4 separate regions of the Homo sapiens genome follow, and regions 2, 3 and 4 are each linked to region 1. Evidence: chromatin contacts called from ENCODE Hi-C or POLR2A ChIA-PET data. All regions are on one chromosome and are shown on one strand. The core of a region is the stretch at or near the end of the contact, and the rest is flanking DNA. Distances in the headings are between cores, read along the strand shown. Region 1 has its middle 31 kb from the start of ZFP36L2. Region 2 has its middle 39 kb from the start of LINC01819. Region 3 overlaps THADA (THADA armadillo repeat containing). Region 4 overlaps LOC112268413 (a long non-coding RNA gene).

Region 1 (3,159 bases), core at 540-3,039:
TTTTAGGAGGGAGAGAGAAATCCCCATCTAGAGCCAGTGGGTCTCCACGTGGAGTCTCCTTGGGTCATATCCTCGGTTCTGAGGAGATCAGGGGCACCCTTACTTGGAAGAGCTAAAGTCATCTCTCCCACATAATGGAGGCCATAAGCGGTTGTTAAGTGTTCAGGTATCAATACAGGTGAGAGAAAGTTGAAAGGAGAAAGGGGCCAGGCGCAGTGGCACACGCCTGTAATCCCAGCACTTTGGGAGGCTGAGGAGGGAGGATCGCTTGAACCCAAGAGTTTGAGACCAGCCTGGGCAATATAATGAGATCCCCAAGTCTACAAAAATAATTTTTTTTTTTTTTTTTGAGATGGAGTCTGGCTCTATTGCCCAGGCTGGAGTGCAGTGGTGTGATCTCGGCTCACTGCAAGCACCGCCTCCTGGGTTCACGCCATTCTCCTGCCTCAGCCTCCAGAGTAGCTGGGACTACAGGCGCCCGCCACCACGCCCCGCTAATTTTTTGTATTTTTAGTAGAGACAGGGTTTCACCACATTAGCCAGGATGGTCTCGATCTCCTGACCTCGTGATCCACCCACCTCGGCCTCCCAAAGTGCTGAGATTTAAAAAAATTTTTTTAAATTAGTCAGGCATGGTGGTGCACACCTGTGGTCCCAGCTATTTCGGAGGCTGAGGCAGGAAGACCACTTGAGCCCAGGAGGTCAAGGCTGCAGTGAGTTATGATCGCACCACTGCACTCCAGCCTGGGTGACAAAGCAAAACCATGTCTTAAAAAAACAAACAAAAAGGCCGGGCGCGGTGCCTCACACCGGTAATCCCAGCACTTTGGAAGCCTGAGGAGGGTGGATCACTTGAGTGAAGTCAGGAGTTTGAGACCAGTCTGGCCAACATGGTGAAACCCCGTCTCTACTAAAAATACAAAAATTAGCCAGGAGTGGTGGTGTGTGCCTGTAATCCCAGCTACACGGGAGGCTGAGGCAGGAGAACGGCTTGAACCCAGGAGGAGAATGGCTTGAACCCGAGAGGCAGAGGGTGACAGAGTGAGACTCCATCTCGAAAGAGAGAAAGAAAGAAAGAAAGAAAGAAAGAAGGAAGGAAGGAAGGAAGGAAGGAAGGAAGGAAGGAAGGAAGGAAGGAAGGAAGGAAAGAAAGAAAGAAAGAAAGAAAGAAAGAAAGAAAGAAAGAAAGAAAGAAAGAAAGAAAGAAAGAAAGAAAGAAAAGCAAGCAAGCCACACATGGTTGGGAACTGTGGCTGAAAAGAAGCTGAGCTTGGGGCCTAGACAGCTGTGGCAAGAACGGTGTTAGGTCCTTTTCAGTTTTGTATGGCTTTTGCACCAGGCAGGCCAGCTTCTGCCATTTCCTGTCTGTTTGAGCGTGGCCAAGTCCTTTAATTTCACCCAGCCTCAGTTTCGCCATCTGTAAAATGGGGATGACATTGCCTGTCACTAGGCCTGCAGTGTCAATGCAGTTCACTGACATGCAGAGAGAGCAGTGCAGGCCCAGGCTACGGTGGGGCTTACGTACCATAGTAACTTACCCACACAGTCATCTGGGGCTTCCCCACAAACAGGAATGAGAGCATATCAATAGAGTTATTATTTGAATAAATAATTCCATTTTTCTATATTTATAGAAAAAGACGCAGGTGAACCCTGTGTCATACTGCCTGTGGTTCCTGCTGTGGGGAGGGTGACCATGGCTTCACCCAGGGGCAGGCCCTAGGCTTAGGTGAGATAGAGCAGTCCCCGCCCCCAGCGCTCGGAGGCTGTGCACTTAAACTTCAAAGGACCTTCCAACAGATGCAGCTGGTTTCCTGCAGCCGTGCAGCAGCCAATGCCAGCCTGAATCACCCCGGCCTAAGGGAAGCTGGGGAGCAGAGGCCCGCAGAGACCTTAGCCCAGGTTAATATGAGAGGCTTCCTGGAGGCAGAACACACCCAGATTCTAACTGCTAGAAGAAAGAAGAGAATGGCGTGTTGGGGAGTTGCTGTAGCCCAGGGTGTTGGGGCCTGGGATGTGTAGATTCAGAGGGGTCTTTAGGAGGAACGACTTGGGAGATAAGAGCGATAAGAGCACTGATAAACGAGGTCACAGGTAGGAATGTAACCTGCGGACTCTCCAAGCCCCAGGAGTAGCTGGGTTCAGGCAGGTCCTCTCCTCCAGAAGGCCCACCAGGAGTGCCTACAGTGGTGTAGCTTGCAGCTTCCAAGCTACAGGAAGAGTCCTTGGGTCTGTGCTGTGGGTATGAGAGAGTGAGATGGGGTGGACACGGGCCAGGGCCAGGGCCAGGGCAGGATGGGGGCATGGGGAAGTGGTATCCCTAAGCAAGGGGCTTAGAGGCCCTGTGTGGGGCTGGCCCACGGCAGGTGGGAGGGATTTTTAGGTAGGCTCAGGTGCAGATGGAGACATTACGCCGTGGCCCCACAGGTGGTTAATATTTAATCTCCTCCTTAATCATTAACTCCCTGGCTGGCTGGGGAGGAACAGGGCTGTTGTCAAATCAGTAACCACAGGCCCAGGAACAATGTCCACAGATCTCATGGCCTCTCCCATTGCTGGCCGAGTGGGGTAACCCCTGGCCCTGGGGGCCAGGTGCATCTCCCTCCCACGGTGACCTTGGGCCATGGAGAGGGCTTGAAGAGGCCAATCCTCTCCGAGCCCCTGGATCGCCCTTTACCCTCCACCCTCTACTTACTGGTGGGGAGTGGTGGGAGGTGGTGTCCATTCACGCATGAGGGTTCTAGTCCCTACCCACTCCTTCCAGGCTGTGTGACCTTGGGCAACTCACGTAGCCTCCCTGAACCTCAGTTTCCTCATCTGTGCAATGAGGATAATTATTCGTGTCTTGGAGGATTGTCATGAGATTTGAATGAGAGGAGGGTATACAAGGAAGTACTTTCTAAGCTGACGATTGAGTTAGCAAACAAGTTAGAGAAAGTACAGATGGGAAGAGACAGAGAGCAAAGGGTAAAGAGGAAAGAAAACAGCTTGAGAGCTCTTGTTTCCATCCACCCAAATGCAGTTCCTTTCCTTGGAGTTTGTTTTAATTCATTCAAGGAGTGTTGATTGATAAGGCTGTGTCTCCCTAAGTGGGGCTTTAGGGGTAATTTAAAAAGGAGTCAACCTCACCCTCAGGGAGCAAGAGTGACCAGGCTCCAG
Region 2 (3,173 bases), core at 301-2,800, 190 kb after region 1:
CTTCTTCTCCTTCTGAACACCAAGCTCTCAACCTCCAATCATGAATCCTTCTTTGCCTCATCCTTTTATAGAAAGTAGAGGCTACACACAGTTTCTGGGTCCTTTGTCTCTGTCTGCCCAATCTTGCAAGCTGGCCTTGATAGCAGCTCCTTTACACACCTTCAGCCCTGTGCCAGTTGACCCCACCCAGCAGGCAGCCATTTCACTGTGGGGCTCCCTGCATCAATGCACTGAATGGCACCCTGTTGCCCCCATTCCACTGTTCATTGTGCCTGACTCCCTACTTAATTTTTAAGACTTAAGTTAATTTCTTCAGGAAGCCTTCTCACCTCCCACTCAAGGCCAGGTTGGGTTCCCCTTCCCTGAGCACCCATGGTACCCTGAATCCACTTGTAAGAGCCCCCACCCTTCCTTGAGGTATGGATCTCCTTTCTTGCCTATAGTAGGACCTCTCCTACTAGACTGGGAGCTCTCTGAGGGGCAGGCACTGGGTCTGCTGTCCTTGTATTTGTGGAGGACAGCTCACAGTAGGTGCTCAGTTAGGGCTACCAAATTTAACAAATAAAAATACAAGATGCCCAGTTAATTCTGAATTTCAGATAAACAATGAATAGTAATAATAAAATAATAACAATGAATAGAAATATTGCATTATTTTATCTGTCAACCCAATGCCCAATAAATGTGGATTGCATTAATTCATAGGTGAATGAGCAAACAGCACAGAAAAAGAAACAGCAGTATATGTGGAAGAAAGCAAGAAAAATCAACTGGCCTGGAACCTAAGACTTGTCCAAAGATGTCACAGAGAGTAAAATGAGAAAAATCCAGTAGCCCGTGCCCAGAGCAGTTCCTCGTACCCAGTGAGTACTCCATCAGTAGTGACTGAGAGACTGAATGAATATTTTGCAGGAGGGAGGTGGTGTTGAATGCCAGAAAAAGTAGCAAGGATGTCAAAACAGAAATGGAGGGTGTGGTGGCGACAGTGGCTTTGGTCATGGGACATTTGAGGGAGTCAAGTGACCAGCAGGCTGCAGCCTCCAAGTCCCCAAAACTCAGATTCACAGAGTGGCCATGTCCTTATGAGAAATCAAGACTCTCCTCCCGGGCATTGTAGGGGTCTGTGCCTGCCTCGGCGCAGGTGCAGTTCAGCAGTGGACAGGGCAGCCCAGGCTCGAGAGGCCTTCCCAGGCCCACAGGCACAGCCACCCCCTCTAGCGGGACCTCCACTGTCAACCTTGGCCTGACTGGATGCCAGAGGATCACAATAAGTGCAGACCCCGGTTCTCCCCTCCCCATCACAGAGCAGAGGGAGCCACAGTTCCCTTGGGGCCCCTGGAAGCCCCCACCAGACTGGGCTTCCCCTGGAGCTCCGCATGCAGAACGTGGCCTTGGGGAGTTTCCCGAACCCTCTGAACCCTCTGAAACATGCGGCTGGGCTCCCAGGCCCCAGGCTGCCAGGCAGTGTTGTGGGGAGAGGGATGGTGTTGAGCTCCGGGGAGGAAACAGACCCCCATTGTCCCCCTGGGCCTGGCAGCACAAAGGGAGCCTGTGTCATGGCAGCAGATGTATGTGGCTGACTGTGGTGGACACCGGCCTAGGAGAAGCATACAGCCTGGGGACCCTGTCTGCTTCATGTCCCTCCAAGTGGGACCTGTGGGCTGGTTCTCTGTGCCTGAGGGATGGCATGTACGTGGGGCCACTGGCTATCTCCGACGGTGCACACCGTGTGTTCACACCAGGAGGTCTGAGTGCAGCAAGTGTATGCTTGCGTGTCTGCATGTGGCGATACACGTGTGCCTGGGCGAGTCTGCAAGTACGTAAGCATGTGGGTCTGTGAGTGTGCGCATCACATGGAGGGCAGGTGATGCTTCTGCGCACGTGGGAGCCCATGTGCCCAAACAGGCCGCCTTCCCCAAGAGCCTGGCCAAAAACGGCAGAACTGGCTGCCGAGCTTTCTTGGGAAAAAAAGTACCAAGATTGGGACCAAGGCTCTGTCCAAGGGAGACTCAGGCTGTGCACACACACATGCACACACACACACGCACACACACACAGTGGAGATGCTGCATTCTGCCTGGTACAGTGTTAGAGGGCAGGGCGGGGTGGGGCAGTGGAGGGGGGGTGGGTTCTCCTGTGGGGTGAGGGCCGCCCAGATGCTCCTGGGGTTTTGGGTGTGGCTGCCTCCTTCACTTAGCCTCTCCTTGTCTCTGGCCTTGGCTTCCTTTCTGCTTCCTAGCGTCCTGAACGATCAGGAACCTCTTTCGGGTTGGGGACCCTCACACAAGTAGTGGTGGGGTAGAAGGGCAGGAATGGCTGTGGTCTTCCAGGTTCAGGACATGCCCCAAGAGCTGAGCTGCCTAGTATGGCCTTGCATCCCTCCCACCCCAACCCCCAGTGAATTGGATCCCACCCACTCAGCCTGCACTTCCAGCCTTACCAGAATCAGGAAATGAGATTTCAACTCCATTCAACTAAATCCAACAAATATTTACAGAGGATCTTCTAAGCAGTAGGTTCTGTAAAGCTGGGAGGGGCAGGGAGAGGCCCTTTTCTGGGCCCTGCCTCCTGGGATGACTCCAGGTTCAAGACAACAAGGCCTTCCCTACGGCTTTGCTCCCTACGGACACCCACAGCTGCTGCCTGCACCCAGCACCCACACCCCTGCCCACTGGCCATGATTAGAGGCCCTGTCCATGAGGGATGCATGGAGGAGCCTCTCAGGGATAATGCCTACTGCACTGGTTCCCCCCTCGCCCCTCCAGGGGTTGCCGTATCCCCTGCGCCCTTTAGGAGATGGTGCAAGATGCTGAGGAACTCAGAAGCTTGGGTTTCCTTCTGATTATATTACTCTCCACAAAGACGGCTCCTCTGCCTTCAGAGTCCCACCCAGCAGGTGGGACTCTGGGGCTTTTGAAAATGGGCAGGCATCTCCCAGCTTATCCCATGGGAAAAGATGGAAGCTCCCTCCCTCTATCTTGGTCTCCAAGGGAAATGCGCCTTATGACCCTTTGGGTTAGGTGTAAAAATATTGTGAGTCAGTTTGTTTTTTCCATCTGGAAATTTAAGAATGACTTGCCAAATATTTAATAAATGGATTGACACAATGCCCCCTCTTAGTCCCAGTTTCAGACTGTCCTGAGTCCCCAAAAGTTTCTGTAGGAATTCCGGGG
Region 3 (3,119 bases), core at 211-2,710, 230 kb before region 1:
TGTCATGCTGTGTAGAAATTGTCTAGGTTGGCGTGGGAGTTTTACGGGAATATTTTATCTTCTTCTTATTTCAGAAACTATTTTATATATATCATATATATTTTATATATATATATTATTTGTTTGTTTGTTTGTTTTTTGAGACGGAGTCTCGCTCTGTCGCCTGGGTTGGAGTGCAGTGGCGCGATCTCGGCTCACTGCAAGCTCCCCCTCCCAGGTTCACGCCATTCTTCTGCCTCAGCCTCCGGAGTAGCTGGGGCTACAGGCACCCGCCACCACGCCTGGATAATTTTTTGTATTTTTAGTAGAGATGGGGTTTCACTGTGTTAGCCAGAATGGTCTCGATCTCCTGACCTTGTGATCCGCCCACCTCATTCTCCCAAAGTGCTGGGATTACAGGCATGAGCCACCGCGCCCGGCCATATTATATATTTTTTTATATATGTAAACCTATTGTATATATTAAAAACTATTATATATATAACTATTATATATATTATATGTAAAACTTTTGTATATAACTATTGTGTGTGTGCGTGTATATATATATAACTTGTATACACACACACACACACACACACACACACACACAAACTTTGGGAGGGGTCTTGTGAAAGCAGAGGCCTGGGTTTTCCTGCCATTGCCCCCAGTGTTTCAGAGTAAGGTGCTTATATTGTGGGTACAGGATCTCATTAGAACCTGTGTAAGTAATGTTTTCTTTGAGCCCTGTCTGCTCCAAGGCAGGTGGATGGTGTTGATAGGAGATACTCCTTTTGAAAGACATAGCCCCATGTTTGCGTTATTCCTGTGTTGAGCCTGGCTAGCACGGAGCAGGCTTGGTTCTGGTATGTATCTTCTGTCCACGGGTTCGAGAGGATGTCAGGACATCTGCCTCTTCACTCTGGAAGAGTCTGCGAGCCGGTGCAATGGGTGGCATGTAAATGGTAATGCCATGTGGCATGAATTCCCACTCGTCTTCTCTTTTACGTTTGTAGTACCTGAAAAAAGCCATGAATATAGAGTATTCATGAAATAATATAACAGGGTTCTCTTCTTTTAGAGCCTATTACCACTTCTTGTGTTACATCTTTTCAGGCATTTGCCGTCTTCTGATTACTTTGTTCATTTTGGATCAAAGGCCTAAATATGTAGGCCTCCAAGAAGTATTAAAATTTTCTCATGAAACCTTTCAGAAGCCTATCATATTAGTTAGCTATTACCTTTCTGCTTAGCTCTTGACAAAACAGTACCTTCATTTTTGTGTTTCTACCAAAAATTGAAGTGGATTTGGAGCAGAAGGGTAAGAAACCAAACTCAAGAGAGTATTTCTTATGTATGTAGTGTCCTAGGTTTCACTTCCTTGTTTCACAGAGCTGACTTATGCATTTTAATGTGAGAAAACCATTAAACATGAGGTTCTGGCATGCGCTTGCAGAGCTATTTGTTTGCGCCAAGCCTTGGCTGTGGCTGTGTTATCTTTGATCACAGAGATGACTCAGGCAGACTGGTTTTTGTTTCCTGATATACAAAGTTACCAGTCTCCTTCATCTGGCATTTGGTGATTCATTTTAGGAATTTGGGTGGTAAATTTTACTTTCAGGGGCCTTAAAAATTGTTCTTTCATGAATAAGTGGAAAGAACTAAGAAATGTTTTCAGAAAGTTGATGCAAGGAGGAAAGGCATGTGCACAGAATTGCAGTTTACATTAGAAACAGAGATTTGCTTTAGAACCTGTGCTCTGTCTTAAGAACATTGAATTTGTGGAAGCTTTTTACTACTCAGTCTGTTGTTCATTGCATCCTAGAAATAATAAATTACTACATTGAAAGTACCTTTCAGTGGTACCTGAAAGTACCTTTCCAAAATGTTGCTTAGTTTACATATAATCAGAATGCTGATACTACTCATTATATTCAAAGTATCCATTATATAAAACAAAGATTGCATTAATATAGAAAATTTAAATATTGCTTTGAAGCCAGTGTACTTAGGGCATCATTTGTTAACCTCTAAAAATACAAAGTAAGAAGTTTGCAATCAGTCTGTTCTTCCAGTGAAAGAAAATGCTGCGGTTGTAGTTGCTTTCTTCCAGTAAGTAAGGTGCTTTATGAAGTAGATTCATAGAACATCACCAACAGCAGAAGTGCCACCAACCAAAATACAAGGTTATTTTGGTGTAACAGAAAGAGCACATCTATCACTCTTGACAAGCCCTGCACTCTTGGGTTCAAATTGTAGCTCTGTAACTGCCTTGCTTGCTCTCTGAACCTCAATTTCCTCAACTTGCAAATGAGGGTGATAACACATCTTCTGAGAGTCACTGTAAGCAAAATGTCCTGTAAGCAGAAGCACCACCCTTGATTCCTTAAGTACAGAGCCTAGGCTCTGACTTATTGACTGTCCATGTGTGTTATAGAACAGTGTTTCTAAAACTTTAAGATGTAAACATATCACTTGGCTATCATATAAATTCTGATTTCAGTAAATCTGAGGTGAGGCCTGAGAGTCCGACTTCCAAATGGTCTTCCAGATAATGCCACTGCTGCTGGTCTGTAGATCACATTTTGAGTAGCAAAATTAAACTTGGGATATTAAATTTAATACCATCACACACACACACACACACACACACACACACACACACACACATACAATTTTAACAAGCTAGACAGTAGTAGCTTATTAAAATTGGTTAGGCAGTTTAAGGAATTTATTAAGAAGTAGATTTTGACCCAGGAATGCAGAAAACAAGAAAGAAAGTGTTCTGAGCAGAGAAGTCAGTAGGAAGTAGACCAACCTTTGTTGAGCCCCGTCTTTCTGCCAAGTATTGAACTGGTCATTTTACTTACAGTGACTCTGAGAAGAGGTGTTATCACCCTCATTTGCCCGTTGAGGAAATTGAGGTTCAGAGAGCAAGGCAGTTACAGAGCTAGAATTTGAACCCAAGAGTGCAGGGCTTGTCAAGGGTGTTAGATGTACTCTTTCTGTTATACCAAAATAACCTTGTTTTTTGGTTGCCTTTTGAGTAGCCAGTAACTTAGCTACACGGAATGGACCTATAGGGTCTGAAATGTATGCAACTGAGAGAGATGAGGAGCCTATATCCACAGCTGCTGTAT
Region 4 (2,905 bases), core at 204-2,703, 250 kb after region 1:
TGGGCTACAGAGCAAGACTCAGTCTCAAAAAAAAAAAAAAAAGTCTAGAGGCAGGCAATTCTCAAGTTGGCTTTGCAACTCCAAGATGCCAATGCCTCTAAATTCTCTCCCTCATCCCCATATGGTCTCAAGATGGCTGCCACAGTTCCAGATATCACATCTTCTTAAATCTCCTTCCAAAGTCAGGATGTAGGGTGATGGTCAATGTGGCAAGAGCTCTCTTTATGTGCTTTTCTTATTTGATCAGAGATGAAAAGTCTTTCTCAGAATCTTTTCCATCCCCACTCCCACAACCCAGTCTCAGGTTGTGAAGAGATAACTTTGGTGAGGTTGTCCATCACAACTTTGGAGGAGTAAATGAACCTATTTCCACATCAGTTGTTCATCTGTAAAATGAGGGCTAATGATATTTACCCCAGGAGGTGGTTGTGGGGATTGAATAAAGTGATCTAGGCTGGCCATTCCAAGTACACAATCCTCTTGGCTTGGTTGGTTCAGAGAGGGACATGTGACCTGATGATACCAACCAGAGTCTTGCTTTAAATTTTGTCTGTGGATGCTGGAGGGGGTCTGTCTTCCTCTGGGATGTTGAACAACGAGGCTCAAGAGAGCCTAAAGCAATTGCACGTAACTAAGCGATTGTTACCATTTGTCTTGGTAAAAAACAAATTTCAGGAACTAAACTCCATTTCACTGAAGCCTAAATGCATCCTAGGAGGTTTTCTAGAGCTAGTCCCTCTGAGCAAAATATATTTATGCCCCTGAATTGATCAGATCCTCCTGTTATATGGATTCATGGAGCCCAGTCACTTCCCCTCATAGTTTGCAACAATTTGTAATTAAATATATTACAAATGATATCATGCCACAAAATTTAGGATTCAAGAAATGTTACATTTCTTAAATGTTCCACATTAAGTTGCATCTGGCTAAAACCCTCCTTTGTCAAAGTTATAGAAAGTTGATGCAGAAGGTGATGCAGAAAGACCCCAGAGTTTGCCCCACCCATGAAAACATGTGTTTTTAACATAGTAGGGACTTAACTGTCAACCATGGTTGTCCCCAGTGCTGCCCACGAGACAGTAGAGGGATTAGGGCAACTTTGAGGCAGGCTTGACCTGGGGGGCATTGCTCAAGGTTCCTGAGACTGGGCATCTGGGCGCAGTTCTCCAAGGCACAGGGCAGCCCCCACCAACATCCAGGGCCCTGCCACTGCAGCACTTGATGGGGGCGGATCTCTGGGGCCCCTGCAAAACCCCTAACACCTCTCGCCTTCAGTCCAAAGAGCCTCACAAGCCCTGAAGGCCATGGCCCTCCCCTGGCCAAATCTGACTGACACTTTGTTTACCACCTCCTAAGGGGCGTAGGCCTTTCAAATCACAGGGGCAGCCCACCTGGCCTGGCAACTTCTCCATTCAGCCGGAAACACAGACCAGAGACTGTTACTTTCCTCCTCGTGATAAGGAAATCTCAAACCTCAAGAACTCAAAGGCCAGGTGCTCCAGAAGGGTAAAGGAAAAAGCAAATATTTCTTCCTTTATCTTGATAAGCCAGCAACCTAGAAAGTGGAAAAATGAGACCCGACTTCTCAACAACTTCTCATTGGCATCAAACCTACCTGTCACATATATCTGTATATGGTGGACAGGGGATCCTAGGGGCTGGTGTCTAATTTGCTCACTATTTTATCCCAGTTTTTTGGCTCACAGTAGGGCTCAGTAAATATTAGTCCAATAATTATTAATCAGAACTCTTTGTGCTCTAAGTGACAGAAATTCAAACTGAATCAAAATTTTTAAAAAGATAATTGGCCGGGTGTGGTGGCTCACGTCTGTAATCCCAGCACTTTGTGAGGCCGAGGCGGGCGGATCACGAGGTCAGGAGATCGAGACCATGCTGGCTAACACGGTGAAACCCCATCTCTACTAAAAATACAAAAATTAGCCGGGTGTGGTGGTGGGCACCTGCAGTCCCAGCTACTTGGGAGGCTGAGGCAGGAGAATGGCGTGAACCCGGGAGGCAGAGGTTGCAGTGAGCCGAGGTCACACCACTGCACTCCAGCCTGGGTGACAGAGTGAGACTCCGTCTCACAAAAAAAAAGATAATTAACTGGCCCTTGTAACTGGGGAAATTGAAGGAAGACCTGACTTCAGGCAAGATTGGAACAACAATATGGTGGAGTATGATTTTCTCTCCAGCTCTATGGCCACCTTTACATGTTAGTTTCATTCCCCCAACAGCTTCTTCCTCATATCCTTGGGCAATGGCTCCAGCAGCTTCCAACTCTCTTGGTCATCACTCAGCATCTCAGAGGAAGACAGATCCTCTTTCCAGCATCTATAGCTTGAATCTTAAGCAAGACTCTGATTGCATGATGTGTCTATCCCTGAACCAGTCACTTGGCCGGGAGGACTGTGTGCTCAGAATGACCACCTGGGTCATGTGCCCAGCTCTGGGTGATGGTGGAGAGGCATCATAAGAAAGAACTTCACCAAGAACTGGTTTGGCTCCTGGAATATAAAGGGAGCTATGACCAGCTATATTTGCTTTGGTTTCCTTATCTGTGAGGTAATGGCATTGGACTACATGGGCTTCAGAGCAGGCAAAGAGAGAAAGGGTTGGCAGAAGCATCAGATGTCCTCCATATAGTGTTGGGAGCTGAGGCTGGGCGGGCTATGCATTCAGTTGGGTTCAGTGATGGTGGGTGTATTAGTTAGGGTAAGAAAGCTGCTGTAACAAACAACCCCCACCTCCCAATAGCTCAACATACCAAACTCAGTCACACCACAGTCCAAAGCATGGTGATGGGGTATTCATCTCCATGCAGTCATAGAGGGCCCCCTTATTTTAGCAACATCCTCATTCCCTAGAGTTCTGGAGTCTTGTGCTTGTAGTTGCACTGATG

Evidence for each region. A loop is a pair of places that touch in the nucleus more often than their neighbours do. ChIA-PET counts read pairs that join two places held with the same protein, here RNA polymerase II (POLR2A). Pooled maps may share reads with other maps.
Region 2: a loop to region 1 is called in a pooled map, with 1.9 times the contacts of the local background. The contact joins two enhancer-like sites. A Hi-C loop is called at or near these places in 1 of 50 pooled maps. POLR2A ChIA-PET finds 5 or more read pairs at or near these places in 2 of 52 experiments (HepG2 and activated CD4-positive, alpha-beta T cell).
Region 3: a map with no recorded cell type shows a loop between it and region 1 (11-fold over the local background). The contact joins two enhancer-like sites. A Hi-C loop is called at or near these places in 3 of 37 single-sample maps with no recorded cell type and 8 of 50 pooled maps. POLR2A ChIA-PET finds 5 or more read pairs at or near these places in 3 of 52 experiments (A549, GM12878 and Panc1).
Region 4: a loop to region 1 is called in a map of Caco-2, with 7 times the contacts of the local background. The contact joins two enhancer-like sites. A Hi-C loop is called at or near these places in 1 of 168 maps with a recorded cell type or tissue (Caco-2) and 2 of 50 pooled maps. POLR2A ChIA-PET finds 5 or more read pairs at or near these places in 2 of 52 experiments (Caco-2 and HepG2).

What each region holds. Positions count from the first base shown.
Region 1 is chr2:43,193,646-43,196,804 of GRCh38, reverse strand. No RefSeq gene overlaps it. Among named protein-coding and RNA genes, the nearest start is that of ZFP36L2, 31 kb to the left of the region's middle. RefSeq lists an enhancer at 1,876-2,795. Within about 2 kb of position 1,789, at least 16 of the 41 ENCODE cell types and tissues checked have a DNase peak (open chromatin) inside an H3K27ac peak, as active enhancers do; they include GM12878, where a contact is called at or near this core.
Region 2 is chr2:42,999,013-43,002,185 of GRCh38, reverse strand. No RefSeq gene overlaps it. Among named protein-coding and RNA genes, the nearest start is that of LINC01819, 39 kb to the left of the region's middle. RefSeq lists enhancers at 820-1,601, 1,626-1,685. Within about 2 kb of position 1,550, at least 5 of the 41 ENCODE cell types and tissues checked have a DNase peak (open chromatin) inside an H3K27ac peak, as active enhancers do.
Region 3 is chr2:43,424,977-43,428,095 of GRCh38, reverse strand. The region is part of intron 28 of THADA (THADA armadillo repeat containing); the gene reads left to right. Among named protein-coding and RNA genes, the nearest start is that of THADA, 170 kb to the left of the region's middle. RefSeq lists enhancers at 1,477-1,536, 1,557-1,646, 801-2,000, 2,039-2,118. Within about 2 kb of position 1,460, at least 24 of the 41 ENCODE cell types and tissues checked have a DNase peak (open chromatin) inside an H3K27ac peak, as active enhancers do; they include GM12878, where a contact is called at or near this core.
Region 4 is chr2:42,947,824-42,950,728 of GRCh38, reverse strand. The region is part of intron 1 of LOC112268413 (a long non-coding RNA gene); the gene reads right to left. Among named protein-coding and RNA genes, the nearest start is that of LINC01819, 90 kb to the left of the region's middle. Within about 2 kb of position 1,453, at least 5 of the 41 ENCODE cell types and tissues checked have a DNase peak (open chromatin) inside an H3K27ac peak, as active enhancers do.